2 separate regions of the Homo sapiens genome follow, and region 1 is linked to region 2. The links are chromatin contacts, found by Hi-C or POLR2A ChIA-PET in ENCODE. All regions are on one chromosome and are shown on one strand. Each heading gives the region's core, a stretch centred on a gene start or an enhancer-like site at or near the end of the contact. The rest is flanking DNA. Distances are from core to core; before and after follow the strand shown.

What was found. Hi-C counts contacts between places; a loop is a spot of excess contacts on that map. ChIA-PET counts read pairs that join two places held with the same protein, here RNA polymerase II (POLR2A). Pooled maps may share reads with other maps.
Region 1: a loop to region 2 is called in a pooled map, with 6 times the contacts of the local background. The contact joins two enhancer-like sites. A Hi-C loop is called at or near these places in 2 of 50 pooled maps. POLR2A ChIA-PET finds 5 or more read pairs at or near these places in 3 of 52 experiments (B cell, K562 and activated CD4-positive, alpha-beta T cell).

The regions. Positions count from the first base shown.
Region 1 is chr1:17,140,001-17,143,900 of GRCh38, forward strand. No RefSeq gene overlaps it. Among named protein-coding and RNA genes, the nearest start is that of PADI2, 22 kb to the left of the region's middle. Within about 2 kb of position 1,476, at least 4 of the 41 ENCODE cell types and tissues checked have a DNase peak (open chromatin) inside an H3K27ac peak, as active enhancers do; they include B cell, where a contact is called at or near this core.
Region 2 is chr1:16,902,403-16,906,412 of GRCh38, forward strand. No RefSeq gene overlaps it. Among named protein-coding and RNA genes, the nearest start is that of RNU1-2, 8.4 kb to the left of the region's middle. RefSeq lists enhancers at 1,426-1,705, 1,892-2,531, 2,176-2,225, 2,326-2,375, 2,532-3,171 and a silencer at 2,912-3,206. Within about 2 kb of position 1,848, at least 41 of the 41 ENCODE cell types and tissues checked have a DNase peak (open chromatin) inside an H3K27ac peak, as active enhancers do; they include B cell, where a contact is called at or near this core.

The sequences.
Region 1 (3,900 bases), core at 226-2,725, 240 kb after region 2:
AAGAAAGGAATTTATTTCTTACAGTTATGGAGGCTGAGACGTCCATTGCCAAGGGGCTGCATCTGGTGAGGTCCTTCTTGCTGCTGATGACTCTCTGCAGAGTCCCATAGTGGTGCAGGACATCAGCTGGTGAAGAAGCTGAGTGCTCACAGGCTAGCTCAGCCCTCTCTTGCTTTTCTTATAAAGCCACCAGTTCCTCTCCCATGATCACTTAATGGATCAATTGATGGGTTACCTATTAACCCATTAATTCACTAATCCATGACTGGATTAACCCATTCATAAGGGCAGAGCCCTCATGACCCAATCACCTCTTAAGGGCCCCACCTCTCAGTACAGCCACATTGGGGATTAAATTTCAACATGAGTTTTGGAAGAGACAAATATTCAAACCATAGCAACAGGCCTGGCTTGTGGGTGGAGATGGGGGTTAGGGGTGGTTCTGAGTCAGGTTTGAACGGGAAAAGCTGGGAGGAAACAGTCAAGTGCATTTGCAGGGAAGCCCACACAAAGTTTCAGATAAAAGTTTGAGCATTTGAGTTGGTATTTGTTGGCATGCAACTAAGTGGGACTACAGGTCCAGTTCCATGACTGCTATGAAGCCAGGGTAAAACAAGAATTGGGTTGGCCAACTTTTTCTATAAACAGCCAGAGAGTAAATATTTTAGATATTATGGAGCGAGACATGTATTAAAATCTTTTGGCACAGATGCAGTGTCATTGCCTAATAAGCACAATGTCTTGCTATCTAACTGGATAACAAAATAATGCACACTTCGCTGGGCCTTAAAAATGTGACACTCCACCATTGATGGATAAATAGATAAACAAAATGTGGTATATGCATACATAGAATATTATTCAGCCTTAAAAAGGAAGGAATGGCTGGAAGCAGTGGCCAACACTTCAGGAGGCTGAGGCGGGTGGATCACATGAGGCCAGGAGTTTGACACCAGCCTGGCCAACATGGTGAAACCCCATCTCTACTAAAAAAAAAGACAGAAAATTAGCTGGGTGTGGTGTCACACACCTGTAACCCCAGCTACTTCGGAGGCTGAGGCACGAGAATCGTATGAACCTGGCAGGCGGAGGTTGCAGTGAGCCGAGATTGTGTCATTGCACTCCAGCCTGGGGGGCAGAGCGAGACTCTATCTCAAAAAAAAAAAAAAAAGAAAGGAAGGAAGGGAATTCTGACACATGGTATGATGTAGATGAACCTTGAGGACATCATGCTCAATGAAATAAGCCAGTCACCAAAGGATAGATATCATAGAATTCTACTTCTATGAGGTACTTAGACTAGTCAAAATCATAGAGACAGAAAGTAGGGTGAAATAAAATTTACTGGAGGCCATTGTTTTGGACTAAGCTCCTGTACTAGACCCCAGAGTGGAGTCACTCATGTTAGGTGCCACGTAATCAAACTGACCCTTAAAACAGTCAGCTTTAAAAAAAACAAACAGATTTACAGCAACCAGCAGAGAAGGTCCCAGTCAACCTGAGCTGATGTGATAAGGAAGTCCCCTCTGCTTTCATCCTACAAGAAAAGTAACTTTGAAATGCCCAGTCTACTCTTTGTTCCTTGTTTCTGTTCCCCTTCTGCCACTTTGTGCCCCCAAAGACAACCCCCTCTTCTCATTGGGATGTCTTTTTCTATTTCATCAATGGGATGCTGCCTAATTAATGAATCAATAATAAAAGCCAATGAGTCAACTCAATTCATTGAAATGTTATTTTTTGACAGTGGAATGGTAGTTGCCTGGGGCTGGAGGAGAGGGGAGAATGGGGAGTTCTTGTTTAATGGGTAAAGGGTTTCAGTTTTTCAAAATGAAAAGAGTTCTGGAGACGGATGGCATTGATGGTTGCACAATGACGTGAATGTACCGAACGCTGCTGAGCTATCTAGTTAAAAATAGAGAAGATGGTAAATTTTATGTTGCGTGTATTTTGCCACATGATTATCATGTATTTTTAAAAAGTACAACATTGGAAGTCCACTCTTCTTGTTTTGACATGACGTGTATGCACTGGTTATAAAAAAAGAAAATACTGCCCCACAGCGATGTGCATGCTGTCGACTTGGAGCTGTGGCATGTGGTTCGTAGTGTGCTGAGCAGCCACACAAAGAGATGAGAGCAGTGACTCTCGGTGCCTACTACTGAGCTCTGCCATTGTAGCAGGAAAGCAGCCCAGATAAATGTAACACACGGGCCTGGCTGTGTCCCCATAAAACTTTATTTGTGGACACTAAAACTGAATTTCATTTAATTTTCATGAGAATGTCACAAGATTTTCTTCTTTCAGTTTTTTTTCTCCAACCATTAAAAAAAAATGTAAAAACCATTCTTAGTTCATTCACGGTAGTTGCCGACCCCTGGTCTAAAACATCACATTTCTTGATCATTTGGCCAATTTTTTTTTTCTGAGAATTGACTGTAATTCTATTTAGTAGGAAGGCTCTTTGGAAGGGGTGATATTTGAAGGGAGACTCAAAGGAGGAGGAGAAGAAAGCAGCTTGAAAAGCCAAGAAACCAATATTCCAGGCAGAGGGAAGAGTAAGACAAAAGTGTTTATGCCAGAATGAATCTACCAAACTCAAACTCAGGGACATTCTATAAAATAACTTGCCTGGATTCCAAAAATGACAAAGTCATGAAACAGACAACTGAGGAACTGTTCCACATTAAAAGAAACTACAGAGACATAATGATTGGAGGCAATATATGATATTGGATTTACTTTTGCTAAAACGGGCACCATGTTGACAATTGGTGAGATCCCAAGGAGATCTGTGGATTAGATAGTAGTATTGTATCAGTGTTAATTCCTGACTTTGATTCTTGTACTTTGGTTATCTAAGATAATTCCATACTTTTAGGAAATATACACTCAAGTATTTATGGTAAAGAATATCATGCCTGCAATTTGCCACTAAGTGGTTCAGAAAAATATATACATATGTAGTATAAAAGTATAAAACTATTATATATGCACATGTGTGTATATATACACACATATACGTATGTATGCATACATATGTACATATATCCATATGTATGTGTATGTATGTACATATATCCATATGTGTATATATACACACACAGATACATACATGTGTGAGTGTATATATATATATTTTGGGAAGAGAGAGAGAAACAGAGAGAGAGGGAGAGGGAGAATCCTAGTGTAGTAAGATGATATTTGGGGAATCTAGGTGATGTGGATGATGGGTAGGGTATCTGGGAATTCTTTGTATTATTGTTGCAGTTTTTCTGTAAGTCTGAAATTATGTCAATAGAAAAGATTAAAACAAAGTATAGGATTGATCATTCTATTTTATATGTCTCTTGATCAATATTGAGAAAAAGCCTTCTAAAAAAAGATGGTACTACTTATCTTCTCACCAATGGCAAATGAGAGTGTTTGTTTCTCTATATCTATGCCAATACTGAGTATAATTAATCTTTTGAATCTTTGCTATCGTGTTAGATTAAAAGTAGATCTCATTTGTCTTAGTGGGCATTTCTTTGGTTATAATTGGAGCTGAGCACAATTTTCAATGTGTACTGGCCATCCATATTTTTTCTTTCATGTAAATAGGGAAGCGAAGGGGGCTAGGACCAGACCCTAGGCCCCTTCTACACTTAGAGGAGGAGCCGAGACAGTGTGGTGTCATGGAAGCCAAGGAAAGAAGATGCTTCAAGAAGGAGGGAGGACAACTGTGTCCAAAGCTGCCAAGAGGGCCAGTAAGATGGGGACAGAGGAGTGACCATTGGATTTGATGGCCTGGAGGTCTTAGTTGAGTGTTGGGATGAATGCTTTGTTAGAGTGGGTGGAGGAGAGAATGAGAGGTGACATTTTGAAGAGACGGATTGTACCAACTCTTTAAGGAATTTTGCT
Region 2 (4,010 bases), core at 598-3,097:
AGAGTAAGGGAACCTATTCCATTAGAGAGCCAACTGAAAACATCAAATCCCAGTTCACACCCCAGGGTGTGGGGGCACGTGCCTGTAGTCCCAGCTACTCGGGAGGATTAGTAAGGAGGTTTGCTTGAATATGTGAGGTCAAAGCAGAAGTAAACCCTGATCATGCCACTGCACTCCAGCCTGGGTGACAGTGAGACCTTGTCTCAAAAACAAACAAACAAAAAACCCACAAAACCAAACAACAACAAATTGTCACCTCACTCTGAAATGACAGTGGCAAACATCACTTTGCTATTGGAAAATTAAAAGAAAAACACTCCCTCTTGCTATCAACCTGCCCTCTTGCTCTAACATGTCTGACCCATGGTTTAAAATGCCCAAAAGCTGATGTACTCAAATTATAATACACTTACCTGTTCTGCACCAGCATTTATTTTTGTCTGGAGGAGATCACCATCCATGGTCCTGTAAATGTCTAACGGCATGGAATGATGAAGGGCAGTGTCTTTTAGGATATTTGGTTATATCTATATATATGGCTCTGAAGAAACCCAACATTGGGCGAGTTCCCTCAAACTTTTCACTAGGCATGACCACTGCTCTATTTTAGATAGAGATTCTGTGGGGCAAAACCTGAGAATTATCTGCCTGGCTATCAAGAAGATAGCTCCTTGCATTTTTTTGGGGAGAACACTTGCTTCAAGGGAGTGTTTCCTCCCAGGATTACAAATCTTTTTGTAACCTCAGGAAACATTGCTGATGAAAACCAGGCATGGTGGCTCTGGCCTGTAATCCCAGTGACTCAGGGGCTGAGACAGGAGAATCACTTAAGCCAAAGAGTTTGAGGCTGCAGTGAGCTATGATGGCGCCACTGCACTCCAGCCTGAGCCACAGAGCCAGACACTGTCTCTGAAAGAAAAAGAAAAAGAAAGAAAAACATTGCTGATGAAACTGCGGCCTCTTTTGCAGCTCTATAAAAAGGTATTTAGTCACTGGCTAAGGTTGTACTAGATAATCACATCACTTTAGGTGATACATTTAGCTGAGCAGGGAGATGTGTGGTGGCAAATACCTTTTGTTGCATATACATATACATTTCCCATGTAGTAGAACCTTCTCTAGAAAAAATCAGAAAAGAAGCCACTTGGCTGCAAGAAATCACTAAAGAAGAAATGGGGTTTGATGTTTTCCCTGATGTTTTCAGTTGGCTGAAACATCAAATCCCAGTTCCCTGGTTCCCTTACTGTTCCAGGATACAGATTCTCTTTGTGATGATCATTCTTGTATGCATTATATTTCTACTACTCAAATTATTAATGTTATGTATTTCTCATTGTTTTACTTCTTTTGAGAAACTAAATTCATGGTACTCTGAAAACTAGAGATGATTCAACAAGTGACAGCAACTATAGAATTGGCCGAGATATCTCTCTCTCTCTCTCTCTCTCTTTTTTTTTTTTTTTTTCCATGTTGTGATGCCACACCAGTTCAGCTTTTGGACGCTGTTAAAAAGAGAGGTCTCCTTCCCTCCCCTGACCCCCGTGTGGGACAGGACTATCTGGGAATGAGCCATTCTGGCAAGGAGGGACACAGCTTTTGATCGACAATGCTTTCAAGAAATACTTTTTTTTTTTTTAAACGGAGTCTCGCTCTGTCGCCCAGGCTGGAGTGCAGTGGGCGATCTCAGCTCACTGCAAGCTCCGCCTCCCGGGTTCACGCCATTCTCCTGCCTCAGCCTCTGCGAGTAGCTGAGACTACAGGCGCCCGCCACCACGCCAGGCTAATTTTTTTTTTTTATTTTTAGTAGAGACGGGGTTTCACCGTGGTCTCGATCTCCTGACCTCGTGATCGGCCCGCCTCAGCCTCCCAAAGTGCTGGGCTTACAAGCGTCAGCCACCGCGCCCGGCCAAGAAAGACTTTTCATCTAAAGGGAGAATGGGGAAAGAAGAGAACTTTTTTATTTTCAAATTCTCAGGCCCAGCGAGGCATTACATTGAGACAGCAACCACATTCTGCTTCCTTTTTGTACACTACTGTATTTGAAAAACAAAAAAACAAACCTACAAGACTCATAAAACTGGACAACTTTCTTTATAACACTACTACTCGTAAAACCAGTAAGGATGGCTGGTTTGCAGTTATCTGAGCAGCTTCTCTAGTTTCATAGACATGATTTCTCTCTGTTATTAAAGGGCTCCCAATTTTAAGTGGAATGCTACTTCACAAAGATAACCAGGTTTGAAAGGGTCCGGTTTGCTTTGTAATCCGAAACGTTCCAGTCTGCTATTAAAAGCCATTATTTGAAGACGGGTGCACAGGCTTCCAGCTGCCCGCCAGAAGGGTCCTCCGCAGGACACAGGTTAAGTAATCACTTCTTCGGGGGAGACTAGATGCAGGGTCTCGGCGCACCTCCCCAAAAGACAAGGGCGAGACAGAAAGGAGGGACAGGCGGACGTCACTTCCCCCGCCGGCTGCGGCACCGGGTTGGTGGGCTGAGTGGAGGAGGGTGGGGCGGAAGAACAGAAGGGGACTGGGAAAGGCACTGTTGGTGACATCACCGATAGGGCGTTTCTATGTAGATGAGGCAGCGCAGGGGCTGCTGCTTCGCCATGAAGGATTTCCCGTGCTGTAGGAGCAAGTCCGGGACCGCTGGCTGGACGTGAGCGTCCTAGCTGTGCGTTAGGGCTAGGAGGGCTCAGGGTGATTGGGGATTGGCTGGGGTGGTGCTCGGGGCAAGTGACCGTGCGTGTAAAGGGTGAGGCGTATGGAGCTGTGGCGGGGCGGAAGTTCACATGTGTGGTATGTAGAGCACATGTTATGGTTATCAAAGTGGTTTACTGTAAGGCTGAGGGCTATGCATTCTATGGCTATGTTGTTGTCTCTTATTTTTCCAAACGTGGAAACCTCTGTTTTGTAACTTGTAGTAATAAGGTAGAAATTAAAAAGAAAAAGTATTTTCCTGTACTTGCTTGGCTGCAAGGTCAGGAACAGATAGTTTCTGAAAAACCACATCGCTGAGAAATGAGTTCTGGAGACTCTCTTAACAGTCTGTTATCCCTAGGAAGGATAAGAGCAAGAAACAGCAAATGCTTTTATTACCTTCTCTTTTCCCTTTACCATTTCTCACTATTCAAGTTTTGTTAAGTTCTTGATTTCCCTTCAGTGCAGCTGCAAGGTCACCAGCTATTCTTGCCTCGTGAGACCTGTCACAGTTTGACTAGCTGCCTTTGTTCTGCTTCTGTAAGCCCTCTTGCCTGCCCCGCGAGTTTGGTGCCATCATAGTCCCACCATGCCATTCAAACTAGCCAACCCCCTTTTTGAAGTGTGTATAAAAGTCAAACCCTGTCTTTGTTCGGGGCTCAGCCTTTGGATTTTAATCCTCTGGGCCTGAGGGCACTCAATAAAATCCTCCTGTTCCACCCATTGGTCTCTCTGTTCTCCTGATTCCCACAACAGTAGTAGGGGACTGTGTCTGCACTTTCCCCTGGTCTTTCACGGTATGAATAATAGCCTTTTTTTTTTCGCCTATAGTCGCAGGCTCGGTCTCAGTGATTTTATGGTGTGGTCAGCTGTTTTTGTTTTTGTGAGACCTTGTTTACTGTCCTGGGACAGATGTCTGTAGTCACTTGTTTCCTTGGGAGGCAAATTTCAGTCTCTGTGGCAGAGGTCTCTCATGTTAGCTGTGGTGGTACTTGGCAGGCGGAGCTCAGGGATCTAGGCTTCCCTGCTTTGTAGACTGCTCAATGGTCCCCAAGGCCTACTGGCTTTTACCACCACTTGAAAACCTTAGTGTTTTTCCACTGTCCCCAGAGTCACCTCTTACACAGACTTATTTTGTTTGTCTTTTTCCCCGAGACAGAGTCTCACTCTATCTGGTAGCATCTTGGTTTAAGCGATCCTCCCACCTCAGCCTCTGGAGTAGCAGAGGCACGAGTCACCACAGCCAGCTAATTTCTGTTCTTGGTTTTGTTGTGGTGGTGGTTGTTTTGTTTTTTAAGAGTTGAAGTTTC